Linked DNA regions of Homo sapiens: region 1 is linked to region 2. Evidence: read pairs that join two places in POLR2A ChIA-PET (ENCODE). Cell type or tissue: PC-3. All regions are shown on one strand.

Region 1 (8,000 bases), 120 kb after region 2:
TATATTCATAGAAACAAGAGGACAAGAAGCTGATTATGATCACAAATAAATAGTTATTAGCCATAGGTCAGACTTCCGTTCCTTTCTTTGTGTTTTTGGTCTTGGGGCCAGAATAGTTTCATGTAAACAAAATAATTATTCTTCCTTATCTTCCTGTTCCTTTTGCTATATTAATACATATTTGGCATGCCCCCATATACTGTTTATGGCAAAATGAGATGAGTGAGCTAATTCAGATTAAATAGCTGACTTTTCACCCAAATCCCTTGCCAAAGACAAACTGAACTTTTAAAGGTTTGGCGATGTGAGTTTATTTTTGCATTCTTTTTTTTTTTTTTTTTTTTTTTTTACTTGGAGGCATCTTGGTATAATTTTACTTTCATGCATTTTGTAGTGGTTGGAAATGTAAGGTGTTTGGGGAGTTTATTTAAATTAGTGTAGTAGAATATTTATGTAAGCCATCTCATTTTTAAACATTACAGAAGGGGATATCAGTGTAAATGTAAATAATTCTATACATATTTTACATCCCTGATGATGTTTTTAAAGCTTTTTGCAAATAAATGTATATAATTATAATTTGTCAATTTACAATGATAAAAAAGCTTCCTTGAAATGTTGACTGTAGCTCAACACAAAGCATTCAATTACAAAGAAAGAAAAAGATCAAAATACGCATAAGTTTAGGACTGTGGACCAATAAATTTCAATCTTAGCTATAAATAAGATTGTTTCAGAAAAGGGGAATCAATTTTTTATTCTAACTCTCAATGTTTTCCCACAACCAACCAAAAATATGAGAATAGAAAATTGGATGGAATTACAGTACTAACAGTTCTACTTCATATGTTGTCGAAATAGACTTGAGTAGCCAGACACAAGTATCTTGAAACTTAATGGAAATAATTCAGGATCTGTGCCCTCAAAAAGGTTATCATATAAGGTTAGGCAGCCCAGATAGGTCAATTAGTTACAGTAATTTGAAGAACAAAGCCAACTCAGCTTGTGCTGTTCCTCTGTCTTGTTTTGGAGTGGGGAGTTAAAATGTGCTGCAAAGTTGGCTTTGGTCATAAAGAAATCTTTTAACCTGTGGGAATTTTTTCAACTTAGCTTCTATGAATCTTTATCATCAACAACATTATTGTCTTCACAGTAGAATTTCAAGGATAATATTCATACCTCAAAAGATGTACTTCATACATTACTAATCAATTCTCTATTGGCTCCTCCACGGAGATTTTCATAGATCAGTTTAAAAATTTTTTTCAATTTCCTTCTTAATTTCTTCATTGACCCACTGGTCTTTCAGGATCATATTGTTTAATTTTCATGTGTTCATATAGTTTCCGAAATTTCTCTTGTTATCGATTTCTAGTTTTATTCCACTGGGGTCGGAGAAGATGCTTGATGTTATTTTAATTTTTTTGAAAGTTTTAAGACCTGTATTGTAGCCTAATACATGGTCTGTCCTTGAAAATGATCCATGTCTTAAGAAAAAGAATGTGTATTCTGCAGCCATTAGATGAAATGGTCTGTAAATATCTATTAGATCCATTTGGTCTATAGTGCAGATTAAATCCAATGTTTCTTTGTTGATTTTCTGTCTAAAATAATCTGTTCAATGCTGAACGTGGGATGTTGACTTTTCTAGGTATTATTTTACTGGGACCTATTTCTCTCTTTAGCTCTAATAATATTTGCTTCATTTATCTCGGTGCTCCAGTGTTGGGTGCATGTCTATTTACAATTATTATATTGCCTTGCTGAATTGATCCCTTTATCATTATATAATGACCTCCTTTGTCTCTTCTTATAGTTTTTGTCTTGAAATCTATTTTGTCTAATATGAGTTTAGCTACTGCTGTTCATTTTTGGTTCCCATTGCCATGGAATATCTTTTTCCATCTTTTTATTTTCAGTCTATGTGTATATTTATATGTGAAGTGTGTTTCCTGTAATCAATGGGTCATTGAGTCTTATTTCTTTATCTGTTCAGAAATTCTGTCTTCTGATTGAAGAGTTTATTCAATTTACATTCAATGTTATTATTGATATGTTTGGACTTACTTCTGCTATTTTGTTATTTGTTTTCTGGTTGTTTCTGGTTTTCTCCTTCCTTCCTGTCTTTCTTTTAGTGAATGTGATTTTCTGTGATTGTATAATTTTATTTCTTCCTTTTTATTTGTTTGTGTATCCATTGTATATTTTTTGATTTTCGGTTACCATGAAGCTTGCAAATACTCTCACATGATGCATAATTTTGAGCTGATAACTTAACACTGCTTAAATAAACAAGCTAACTAACAAGCAAGAAGAAAACTGTTGAAATCTCTACACTTTAACTTCATCCTCTCACTTTTAAATTTTTTTTGTTTCTATTTATATCCTATTGTATTGTCTGTGTCTTCAAAAGTTGTTGCAGTTATTTTTGATTGGTTCATCTTTCACTCTTTCTACTTAGAATAATAATGGTGTACACACCACAAATACAATGTTATAATATTCTGTTTTTCTGTGCACATAACTATTGTCAGTAAATTTTGTACCTTTTTGAAATTCCTCAGCTTTTGTTTATCTGGGAAAGTCTTTATTTCTCCTTCGTGTTTGAAGGATATTTTACCTGGGTATACTAGTATTTTCAAATAGCCTGTCTTCAAGCTCACTTATTCTTTCTTCTGCTTGATCAGTTTTTCTATTAACAGATTCTGATGCATTCTTGAGTATGTCAGTTGCATTTTTTCAACTCTAGAATTTTTTCTTGGTTCTTTTTAATTATTTCAATCTCTGTAAAATGCATCTGATAGAATTATGAATTCTTTCTCTGTGTTATCTTGAATTTCTTCAATTCAGCTCTTTTGAATTATCTGTCTGAAGGTTCACATACCTCTGCTTCTCCAGGATTGGTTCCTGGTGCCTTATTTAGTTCATTTGGTGAAATCATGTTTTCCTGAATGGTACTGATACTTGTAGATGTCTTTCTTTTGGCCTTAAAGAGCTCTGTATTTATTGTAGTCTTCATAGTCTTGGCTTATTTGTACCCATACTTCTTGGGAAGTCTTTGCAGGTATTTGAAAAGACTTGGGTGTTGTGATCTAAGCTGTATTTGTATTATGAGTCACACCAAGCCCATTAATGTTGTGCTTCTTGCAGACTCATGGAGGTACCCTCCTGGTGGCCTTGGATAAGATCCAGAAGATTTCTCTGGATTTACAGGCAGAGATTCTCTTTCTTTTCCCTTACTTTCTCCCTAACAAAAGGTGTCTCTCACTCTGTGCTGAGCCACTTGATTCTGGGGAAGAGGGAGTGACACAAGCACCACTGTGGCCTCTACCACTGATACTGCATTAGGTCAGACTTGAAGCCAGCTCAGCACTGGGTCTCGCCCAATGCTTAGTGTAACCACTATCTGGCTACCACCTATGTTTGATCAAGGCCCTAGGGCTCTACAGTCACCAGGTGGTGAAGCCAGCCAGGCTTTTGTCCTTTTCTTCAGGAGAGTGATTTTTCCCAGGCCCCAGGTAGGTCTAGAGATGCCATCTTGGAGTTAAAAACTGGAGTCAAAAACTTTATAAGTCTATCTGGTGTTCTATTCTACCATGGCCGAGCTGGCCCTGTAACCATGAGAAACAGTCTTTCTCACTCTTTCCTCCCCTTTCTACAGGCAGAGGAGCCTTTCCCCATGGCCACCACTCCCACAGGTTCACAGGGAGTACTGACAGGCTACCACCAGTGTTCCCTTAAAGCCCAAGAGCCCAAGGGCTTTTCACTCAGCTTGTGGTGAATGCTGCTTGACCATCCTTCAGGTCAATGTGCTCCCCTCCAGCCCAGGGCAGGTCTACAAATGTCATTCAAGAGTAAAGGCCTATACTTGGGGACCCCAAGAGTCTGCTTAGTGCTCTACCTCACTGTGGCCAAGCTCGTACCTAAGGTGCAAGACAAAGTCCCCTTTACTTTTCTGTCTGCTTTTCTCAAGCAGAAGGATTTTCTCACCATAGACAGCACAGCTTGGAATATTCTGGGTCTCACCTGAAGCCAGCACGTCTGAGAGTTTTGCCCAATTCCTATGACTTACTACCTGGCTACTGCTCCTTGTTCTTTAGGGCCCAAGAACTCTTTAGCTTACAGGTAATGGATCCTGCCAGGACTTGGTCCTTCCCTTTAAGGCAGCAGGTTTTCTTCTGGACCTGGGTATGTCTAGAAATATCATTCAGGAGCTAGGGAATGGAATGAAGGCCTCAGGATTCTCACTGGTGCTGGTGCCCTATAGTACTCTGGCTGAGCTGCTATCCAAGATGAAAGACAAAATTCCTCTTTATGCTTCCCTCCCCTCTCCTCAAACAGAAAGAATGGGTTTCTTCTGGAGCCACAAGCTGTTTTGTCTGGGCCTGGGGGAGGGGTGACACAAGCAATCCATTAGCTGCCCCAGCTGGTGTCTCAGTAAGTCACGTGCTCCCCAAGTCCTCAAGTCTACTGGCTCTGAGCCCAGCTCAGCACTAAGACTTGCAGTCTTTGTGGCCTAGACTGCCTGTCAAGTTTAATTTGAGCCCTAAAGCATTTCAGCCTGCAGTCGTGAGGCTTTCCAGAACTCAAGTTCTAACCCTTGGAGTGAGCAATTCCCTTTTGGCTAGGGCTGGTCTGAATGATCCCTCTGTGAGGGCATCAGCTGATTTCAGCCCTGTTGCTGCTGTGACAGGTCAGCGCTGAGTTCAATGAAAAGTCTCACAATTGCTGGGTTCTCCCTCTCCCAATCACACAGATTTTTCCAGACCCCATTGCCACTGTGGGGGTATGAGAGATGGGTGGCATTGGCAATTTAAGACGGTCTTTTCTACCCACTGCAGTGTCTCTTTCAGCACTATGAAGTTAAAAGCAGGTATTGCGAGGGTTCACCTGATTTTTACTTCTTATGAAGGTTTTCTTCTGGTTCTTCCAACTAAGCCTATAAATAGCCTAAAATAAAAATTTACCTCCACATTATTACTTTATCCAGCTACCATTCAAATTTACATTTCTCTTTACTTCTAAACTTGTCAAAAACCAAAAGTTTATTTTCTATTACTTGCATTTTGTTAGCACCCACTTTCTCCTTCACACTTTGTAATCTAGCTTTTTTTGTGTCGATAGTTGAATTTGGTGTGCCTGTGAGTGGGCTAATGGTGGGGCTTTCTATTTTACCACTTTGCTCCACCCCCTCTCTGAAGTTTTTTTTATTTTTTTAAACCTCTCCTAACACCTAATTTCATCTCCACCTTCAGATGATTGCTACCTTTGTTACTGCAATATTGAAGCCATATAACATGAGAAAAGATTTCAATCTCAAAAGCATTCTAGAATCATAATCATTCTCTTTTCCTTATATCTCATCTCAGGTAATGGATTTATCCTTCCTTCTTGCCAAATAAAACCTATGACACTTTAACTTTAGTCCCAACCCTACATCAATTACCCACTGTATTAGTTAGGGTTAGGTTCAACTACAGCTGATAGAAAGCCCAAAACAACAGTGGTTTGACCAAGATTGATTTCCATTAAGATAAACCTAAGCATTCCTGGACTGGTATATTAGCTCCATAATCATGAGGTCCCAAATCCCTTATATCTTGTTCCTATTCCCAACATAACACTTTCACCACAATGTCTGTCTCATAAACCAAGAACTACAATTCTATCCAGTAGGTACACAGTCCAGAAAACAGGAAGCAGAAAAAAGGACAAGAAAAGGGTACTCCTTCCTTTTCAGATCACTTTCTAGAAGTGCACATATTTCCTTCTGCTTACATCCCATGGACCAGAGGTTAGTCAAATAGCCAAACCTAGCTTCCAAGGTGATTGGGTAATGTACCTTTGCATGAGCTTAGACAAAATTTGATGTTTCTATTACTAAGGAAGGAAGAGAGAGATATTGAGGCATGATTAGCAGTTTCCATGGCACCCCCCCTTTTGATATTTATCTTTAGTCTATAATTTTCTTCTGGTTCTTCCAACTAAGCCTATAAATATCCTAAAATAAAAATTTACTTCCACATTATTCCTTTCTCCAGCTACCATCCAAATTTACATCTTTTCTTACTTCTAAACTTGTCAAAAACCAAAAATTTATTTTCTATTGCCTGCATTTTGTTACCACCCACTTTCTCCTTTGCACTTTGTAATCTAGCTAAGACTCCAATTACTATTAAAACTACCTTCTTCTATGTCACCAGTGACTTTCTTATTCCCAAATTCAATCACTTATTTGTCCTTGTAGTACTTATTAAGTATAAATTATTGCCATGGAATACACTATGGTAAAAACTAAATAAACATGCCAAGTAAGTAGTTGGATATTAAAGGAGATAATCTTACTTCAGGGATTTTGTATTTTGAATGCAAATCTAAAAAGGTTTGCTTTTAAGAGACACATTTTGACTCAATAATGTATGTCATAATAATTTTTCTTGTGAAATGAATGCAGAGATAGATACTTTGGATATGTCTGCTTGGCCATAACTAAATAATATTTCACACAAATACGTGTGAAATTAGGTAATAAAACTTGCCAAAGGAAATGTTATATATAACAAAGAATTTGGCACACATTATTTAACTTGTTTTTCAGATCTCTGGTTTTCACTTCAATTGTCAATCTGCTTATATTTGTAATCTATTAGATTAGAGCCATTGGATTTTTATTTCCAATGATTCTTTCACTTAACTTTGGCCTGACATGACTACTACACACAAAAATAGTAGGAGCAAAAGAGAATTTTTTTTCTTACAGTGGAAAGCTGTATTTTCCTAAGTATCTTCTTAAAACCTTGCAATGCCTGTGAGGGAAATAATGTGAAAAAGAAGGACTCTATGGACATATAAAACCACTGTTTTTATAAGAAACCAAACTTTTTGGAGCATCTTGACTGCAAAGGTGAGATACTGTAAATCTGTCAAGATAGAGGGTACAAATTATGCCTCAAAAAATGTATAATGTCTAGCAACTGATTGTCATTAGAAAAGTTTCTCTCTAACATCTCTGATCTCTGTATTTCTGACTTCTGACTCTTATCCAGCAATTATTACTGAACTTCACATTACTCAGCCTTTTACTCCATGTGCTATCACTTGTCTGCCGATCTGGGCTCCTTTCTGCTTCATGGATTCATATCAACTTGAATTTAATTCATGTGTTCAAGTTCTTGACATCACAGTTGTACATCATCTCCTCTCCTGTTTTAATTTCAGCATGAACACCATCTGACAATCCTGGGTTCCTCAGCTTCAAGCACAGCAGTGTCCAACACTGGACATTAGACCTATCTACAAAGATTTAAAAAATCTGTGAATAACCAGACCCTATCCCCAGTATTCTAATTTAAGTGGACTGAGATGGGGATAGGTATTGGTAGTTTTAAAGAGCTCCACAGGTCACTCTAATCTGCAGCCAGGTTTGAAAACTATCATTCTAGCTTCTGTTTCCATCCAAAATAACTATAAAGTCTACTTAGGGAACTGCTCTATTACCCTCTCCTGGTACCAGGCAACACTGCCTTCAGTGGTTCCATGGAACTCAGTAAACTCAGATGCCACCAAGATTCAATTAGATATAAGATATTTATTTATTTATTCAACAAACATGTAACAAGTACTTACTCTTTTCTAACTAGTCAAAGAAAATTTGAATATAGTCCTTTTCCTCCAGAGCACATATACTAGTGGAGTAGGCGGTGAGGAAACAAATAATTATAGGAACGTGATAACTGCTTTGATAGAGACATAAGAGAAATACTATAGAAACACAGAAGAGGGAGCAATTATCCCTCTGTAAAGGTCGTAGAAGACTTTCTGAAGTATATTTTAATCTGAAAAGGGTAAACAGAAGTTTACCAGGAAGGCAAGAGAAGATAAGCACAAGGGGCAAACCAAGCAAAAACACAAAGAAAAGAAATTTCATAGAAAGGTACATGGATGCATTACATTTTGTATTTATTAATAGCATAAATTTGAAGAAAATACTAAGAATTTAA
Region 2 (8,000 bases):
TTCTGCAGCCCATGATAAACAGAAATAAAAACATTTGATTTTTTAAATTCTGCAGTGGCAAACTGTACAGCAAAACAACAATAATGCATGTTTTCTTTGCTTTAAATTGTCAGAATTTTAAGCAATTTTTTGTTCCTCACAGTGAAGGTAGCTATATGCACAAATATACAAAAAAGCATGGTGAAGAAAATGCTTTAATACCAAGAAAACGCTTTAATACCAACCTTGAAACAATGGAAGAATCCTCCAAACTGAAACTGGACCTAAGCTAGCAAATTGTCCCAGTGAACACTCCAGAAAGAACAAAGGTAAACCAGCCAATGCTAACATAATTGCATAAGGTATCAAGAAGGCGCCTAAAAAAGGTGAGAAAGAACCAAAGCACTATTACAGCTCGAAGTCTTGATGGCACTTTGACAACCAGCATAACACTTTAAAAGCATCCTGATATATTGGAATCAAAGAGCGCTGGGTTTGGGCCTAAAGTTCACTGCTTTCTATGAATAAGTAGTTGATTCTTTAAACCTTGGATTTCTCATCTATGAAATGGGGATGCTAGTATTACCTAATGAGGCTGTTGTGATTATTAAAAATGGTAGAGTATAGAAAGTAAGCCAGAGGAATTGAGCGATCCCAGGCATTGGAGCCAGGTAAACCTAGGTTGAAATCCTGGCTAGACCATTTACCAGTTATGTGACCTCCAGCAATTTGCCTAACATCTGAATCTTGGATTCCTTATAAAAGGGGAGAACAATGCCAACTCAGTTTGTCATAAGGGTTCAAATACAGGGCCTATGTGAAAACACTTGCCAAAATGCCAGGCACATAGCCCATGTTCAACATTGGTTATCTTTCTTTCTCCTTTAAAAATAAATGGTCTATTTTTAAGACTTGGAGTTAAAATGCTAATGTGGCTCACAGTGTAAGCTATTGCAATTAAGTTTATTATTCTCCAAAGAGTCACAAGGTTCTTCACTCAATGTTAATACAAAATGTATTGGTTTTGTTTGAAGACTCTGAACTTTTGAGAAATACTTGTAGTTAACTTTCAATTTCACAAGGAATAATTCTCCCACACTAGACAATTCACCTCCCCCATCCTTTTAACCTTTTATCATTTTCCTTTTTTTTTCTTTCCACTTTTGGGGCATAGTATTTTTCATTAGAAGTTTTGCCAAATTATACGTTGAAGCAAGGGCAGAATATTAAACTTATTAATAAAACATTCCAGAAGAATTGGCAAAGTTTAATAAAGAATGTGGGGATCAGTGGATAAAAATGGGTTTTCAGATTGTATACATTTAATTTACTCATGTTACAGTTTTGCCTCAAGTATTTTTCATATTATGATACTGTAACATCATACCTAGGAATAACATTTTTTTCAACTCTCAAAATACATTCTACTAAAAATGAGTCTATAAAGAACTTGTTATTTATTCATAGGTAAGTGACTTACTTTAATACTAACCCTGGAAGTCACTAGACCATAGGGAAAAATATGTTTGTATAGATGTTGCAATGTACATACCATCTTTACTATGACTAGTAGAAGTTTAAGTCCTATGAATGACAAATACGAAAAAAAAAATACAACTGTTTAACTACAACAATAAACAAGCTTTACCAGCCGAGTGTGAACAGGTATTTTTTGTTAAAAAAGATTATTTTCTTCAGTGTTATACCTGACTTTTCACCTATTATATTATTTTATTATTAATACTATCCATAGATGATAAATTGTTAATATAGTTAATATAGCCACAAATTGTCAATACTGCAGACCTAGACCTTAAGGTGGTATGACACTTCTCTTTAATAAACTGTTAAAAAGAATATACAGATAAAAATATTTCCAGATTTTAGAAACAACTTTTCAAACCTGACCATATTTTTAAACCTAATTCGCATTTAACAAATTTTAATTTCATTTTCCTCTTCTACTCTTGGATGAAAGAAGGATTGAGAGTGCCTAGATCATCTATTACCCAAATGATGTTTTTATAAAAAATTGAAAGCCAATACGGCATATTAAATTTTAGAGGAAATGGTGAAAAAGATAATAGCATACAATTAATATTATTATTTTTGTTTTGGCTATATTTTAAAAGTTTCTATTAAAACTAGTTTAATATAGTTCCTAGAAATTTGTGGCAATTACTGGGCCTATGTATGATGTCAAGGCACAGGGAATTTCTTTTTCTAAACATGAGTTACAAGAGGCTCAAAATGATCCAGAATGCTTCTCTTTACCACACTGGACCTTAGGACAGAGACGGAAATAAAACTGTGATTTCTGATGCATTTTCCAGCTAATATTCGATACCAAGACAACTAAATGACCCAGCTTCTAGATAGGGGAATTCATGCTACTGACACTTAAACGGTTTAATAAACAGAGCTTCTTTCTTAAGTCTCTGAAGACCACTGTGAATATTTTAATGTAACCAATTAATAAGAAATATGATTGAAATATCACCACACAAAATCCTATTATACTAAGAAAAATAATTATAGTGGCACAGTCTCACTGGTACCCAGTTATGAAATATAGGGGCATGTCACCTCTATACTTCTAATAGAACCTGTAATTACGAGTAAATAAAATATGGTGTAAGTGAAAAGTTGTTTGGACATTACTAGAGAATTGTGCAATTCATTTTGTTTCCCTTTGTGTGTCACCTCAAAGTGATTTTTCTCTCCTTTTTCTAATTGAGTCTACCCTAATGATCTACAAGGTATAAACAGTGTTTTTTTGCAGGAATAAAACAACAATCCTTGAACTAAATTATTTCATTTTAGAAGGATCTTCTACATAGTCAGTCCAATTTGGAATACATGTAACTCAATATTGCAACTTAAAATACTAAACCTTTAATTACTTTTTAATCATCTCTTTCAACACTTAAGTCACCAAAATGTAATGCATTATTTTAGTTAAGCAAATAATTTATTTGAGCTTCTTAATAGAACTTATTTTTCTGTTTATTTCTGATTCAGCTATAAATTAAGCAAAGCACAACTTGAGTTTGAACAGATTATCACAGAAACATGCATAAATTAGGAAAAGTATGTCATAGTTGAAGATTATGTGAGATCTCAAATCAGAAGCTTAGAAGTGCTAAAAATAAAGCTTTTTATCAAGTTTATACCTGAGGATTTTGTGAAACTAGGTTTCTAACTTGAGCTGGTAACCCAGACTAATAATAAATTCAATATGCTTGTTTCTCATTCTCCCACTAACCCAAACTGTCAACTGTCATATGCCTTCCTTCAACTCGTAAAATATTCTCAGAAGCCATACAGAACCACACTTAAAACTGGAGGGAAAAGCGGGGGTGGGAGGGTGGGGGTGAAATAGAATACCTCCACCATTGCTGTAGGTCAGATATGGAAATCTCCACACATTTCCTAATCCCACTGCGTATCCAATCATAGATAGAAGATAATCCGATTTTTTGGACCAGTTACCACGGTCCTGATTCTCATCATTTTCACCAACATGGAAATTCTCTGATGAAGCCGACACTTTCTGGGGAAGAAAAAATATCAACAGCTTGCCTTTCTACCATTACAAATTCCACAGAAGCATAATTTCACAAATCCATAGAGCAACAGAAAATGGGGGGAAGAAACCCTGAAAACCATAGCTGAGGGGAATGCTTTAGAAAGTTGGGGAGATTTCTGCTGATAGCTGCTTTTACTTTACAACATTTACCTCTTAAAATGAGCAAAGTTCTGTAGGTAGATATGTTTATTACTCCATCAGCTAAGATTATTCAAATTTTGGTAAAAACGTTAAATGTGACAGCAGTGTGAGACACAAATGAAAGCAGACAAATTAGGTTTGAAATACAAAGGTCTTTGTCACACTGGTGTGAGGGAAAAATGAAAGTAGACAAATCAGGTTTCAAATACAAAAGTCTTAAAGATGAATTAGATAAAGTCATCAATATTGATATTGTAGCAGATCTTTGAGCAGGATCAAATGTAGTGTCTGCTGGAAAAAAAAACGAGAATCTATAAACTTTTCTTATGGCTTGATAGTATTGGATGTATCAAGTTAAGGGTAGTTTAACTTTTCTTTGTCTTACAGATTAAAATCAATGCCTTTCTAAAAGCCGTAGAATAATATGCAGAGACAAATTCTCCTGTCTCACCAGATGAAGTAGCTCTCTCTCCACTTGGGAGGGAGAGAAGGGACAGGGGTTCTCTCCCAACCTGCTCACTTCTCTGGGGTATGGAGGGTTCTTTGGGTCAATTAAGAACAGTGTACTTTTGTACTTTCCTCTAGCATGTGGACACAGTTAGGAGAGGGATAGAGAACAGGATTTTGTGGGTACTCCCAAGGCAGAGGATGAGGTGGCCCTAAGTCTTCTAGCTATGAGAGTAAGAGCTTTTCTTTCTTCTCTACTCTATAGGTATATCTCAGTCACACCTAATAGTTGAACAGAAATGTGGAGCACAAGGAACAGCCACAGAAAGCAAAAACTGAGACTAGCAACCCCCCTTAAGTTTTCCACTCTCAGGTCCTCCACACCTCCCGCAGCTCCCAGACCCCTACCTCCTTCTCCCTGCACTTGAAGAAACTCGGGCATTTCAACTTGTCCATGGTTCACTCCCTCGGCTGGCTCCGCCTCGCCTCCTCTTGCAGTCTGGCTGAGCTTGACTGGTAGCAGGTGCACTCTCCCCTGTTCCTACCTGCCAGAGTGAGCCACCTTGCCCAGGGGTGGGAACATTTATGAAGAGAAGCTCTCTCCTCCCCCTCCTGGGTGTCCAGTAGTGTCAATTACCGGAAGGGACTAAAGTGAGGCTCTGGTTTTTCCCCAGATAAGCCTACATGTAGCAATCTCCTGCCCCAGCCCTGGGAAAGGGCTGGGCTGCTGGAGAGCAGAGCAGTCTGAGCCGAGATGACTGACAGCCTTTGACTCAGAGCTGTGTAGGTACGTTTGCAATCTAGCCGCCTTTCCTGGGTCCCCTGTTTCCTCCTAACCTCGCCTCTCAGTCTGGTCTCTGTTCTGGGGCCAAGTGCTGATCTGTACAAGTGCTGGAGGGAGAAGGGGGCCATTCTGTTCCCCAAAATTCTCCTGAACAGACCATACCACCCTGGGTCCTCAGATTTCCCAAAGTTTTGCCCCTGACTAGAAAGCACTTGATTCCCTGGGGCAAATGCTGCTCCCAGAGGAAAAGCCCCTGAATTGGGCACCTTGAAAAGCAGCCATCTGAGATAAGATTACCCAGCTGGCTCTGCCTGAAAAGAGCAACTTGGAGCCTATGTCTCAGGCTCCTTTCTCAGCCTTCAGGACAGCTTTGCCTTTTACAGGGATTGCTTTGTGTAGTATTTCAAAGAAGCCAAACACAAACAAATTATTGAGCAGGTTTATGGGAAATTCTAACCTTAACAAAGGAGCACACTCTGTAAGAAAGATGAGGCCTAGAAAGTAAACTATGAGGAAACATCCCAGCTTGACCAGGGAGGAAATAATTATTATAATGCTGTTTACCAATGGAATGCCTTTTCATCAGGAAACTCAAAGGATTTAAACTCAGTCTGCCCAGGTAACAGATAGTGATGGTGGTTCTATGAAGCAAAGCACAAATTCATGCACACAGAGGAATGAGCAAATAGGCAAATTCTGTACCCTATGTACAGCTCCTTTGTTCTCCACTGACTGCAAGAATTTTCCATTTGCAATAGAAATATGCCCTGGGGAATCTTGGCAGGTAAGGTAGAGAAAAGTCCATGAAAGATGTAGGATGGTAGTAAGGAAAGTATCAATAAGTTTTATTTAACTTTGTCTTGAACATAACAAAGGCTGATGTGCATGTGTGTGTGTGTGCACATGTGCATGTATCAATGGGGAATTGGGGGATGGAGAGTGCTAATGCATGAGTGTGTGCCTATTAGTACTGTACACTACTGGTATGACCTAAAGGCTAAGATTAAACATAGAAGGGAGAGGAGCAAGAAGGGCTTATAAACCTCCTTATAAAAGGATGAGCTAAAAAGCAAATCCAATAGCATTTACTAAACGATCAAAGTCCCATATAAATGAAAGAAGCCAACCTTGGGGCACGTCAAACAATTGGTAACCAAGGAAATAGAAAGAAGACAGGAATCCTAAGGATAGAGAGATTATGGGAATCACAAGGTGTATTAGTTCGTTCTCATGCTGCTATGAAGAATTGCTCGAGACTAGGTAATTTATAAAGGAAAGAGGTTTAATTGATTAACAGTTCCACGTGGCTGGGGAGGCCTTGGGAAACTTACAATCATGGTGGAAGGGAAAGCAAACACGTCCTTATTCACATGGCAGCAGGAGAAAGAAGTGCCAAGCAAAGGGAGAAAAGTCCCTTATATAACCATCAGATCTTGTGAGAATTTACTCACTATCACGAGAACAGCATGGGGGTAACCACCCCATGTTTCAATGACATACCACTGGGTCCCTTCCATCACACGTGGGGATCATGGGAACTACAATTTAAGATAAAATTTGGGTGGGGGCACAAAGCCCAAACATATCACAAGGCAAGGGTATCTGTTATACAGGGGGGCCAATTTTCCCTGCCTGTTATGCAGTAAAGTTTCTATCACCTTTGAGAGTTGGAGCATTTAACACATAAAATGTGAGATCGATTTTAGATAATATACTTCTGTTTCGGGGTGGGTGGGGGTAGGATTATTCCCATTACCATGCTTTGCTTTTCATGACCTGGCTCCTGCCTGCCTTTTTAGTATCATCTCTTCCCATTCATTGTCTCAAACGTTTAGTGTGTATGTCACAGACATGTTTCTCACCTCAGTGCCTTTGCTCATGCTATTGCTTCTTCTGGAAATTCCCACCCTCCTCTTCATTTGGCTACTACTCATCCTTTAAAACTCTGCTTGGGTGTCCTCCTCCAGGTCTTTTCACAATAGTTCCTCCTCTATTACAGCGGACTAGATTTAGATGTCTCTCCTCTGTGTCCCTATGCACCATATATTCTTTTTACATTGTGTGAAATTACTTGTTTATCATCCACTAGACTACCAGTTCTTTGAAGGCAGGGAGACTGTGTTAATTCTTCTTGCATCTAACACAAAACCTGATGCAGAGTAGGCACTCAGTAAATATTTATTAGAAAATTTGACTCAGACAAGTAATTTAATGACTTTGTTGCCAAAAAAGGGAAGGACACCTGGTCTACAATTCACTCTCAAAGGCTCAAGAGATCCAAGAGCATATTTTCTTTTCTTTGGGCCCTGATTTATTAACTGATGAACAAATTATGTTTATGAATTATTGATTTGGAACTTGAAAGAAGTATAGAAGTTGAATGGGTGAAAGAGAGAGGGAACTAAGTAAACTTGATCACAGGGATATGAATGAGCATGGTGTGGGAAAACAGGAGAAGACTGTTCATTATTGGAGTAATAAAAAATAAGGAGAGAGAGAGAGAGTGTGACCACTCATCTGCCTTGCAATCTAGGCCTAAGCCACAGTCTGAAAGGCAATAGTAAAGTGATTGTTAACTTGGGCATGACACATGGCAAGCTCTGTTTTAGTTGTGCAAAAACACTTCAACATTATAATTAACGACCCACAAGCACTACGTTGTTCAGTGGGGGACTTTTAAATATGGGCCATCCCAGCTAGGACACACACAACAATAGCCATCAACCTGATTTGCTGTTTTTTCACACACACACACACACACACACACACACACAAAGCATTGTCAGCAAATGAGATGGTTTGCCTCTGTGTTCCCACCCAAATCTCATCTCGAATTGTGATCCCTGCATGTCAAGGGAGGGACCTGATGGGAGGTGATTGGATCATGGAGGCAGTTTCCCCTATGCCGTTCTGGTGATAAGGAGTTCTCATGAGATCTGATGGTTTAAAAAGTGGCAGTTTGCCCTGCACCCTCTCTCTCTCTCTTGCCACCTTGTGAAGAAGGTGCTTGTTTCTCCTTCCCCTTCCTCCATAAGTTTCCTGAGGCCTCCCCAGCCATGT

Evidence for each region. ChIA-PET counts read pairs that join two places held together with the same protein. Peaks named below come from ENCODE experiments on the same cell type or tissue, not always from the same donor. Only the 100,000 strongest peaks of a DNase experiment are listed, where the experiment ranks them.
Region 1: POLR2A ChIA-PET joins it to region 2 with 5 read pairs; 2 of 35 experiments call an interaction of 5 or more read pairs at or near these places.

The regions. Positions count from the first base shown.
Region 1 is chrX:116,314,119-116,322,118 of GRCh38, reverse strand. No RefSeq gene overlaps it. Among named protein-coding and RNA genes, the nearest start is that of SLC6A14, 120 kb to the left of the region's middle. In PC-3, a CTCF peak has its summit at 7,765; a DNase peak (open chromatin) is centred at 3,298; H3K27ac peaks cover 1,901 bases.
Region 2 is chrX:116,433,322-116,441,321 of GRCh38, reverse strand. It overlaps SLC6A14 (solute carrier family 6 member 14), which reads right to left and starts at 4,716. Exons shown (of 14, transcript NM_007231.5): 1 at 4,565-4,716; 2 at 3,367-3,532; 3 at 225-356. The coding sequence starts at 4,612. In PC-3, no CTCF peak of the experiment used is centred here; no DNase peak of the experiment used is centred here.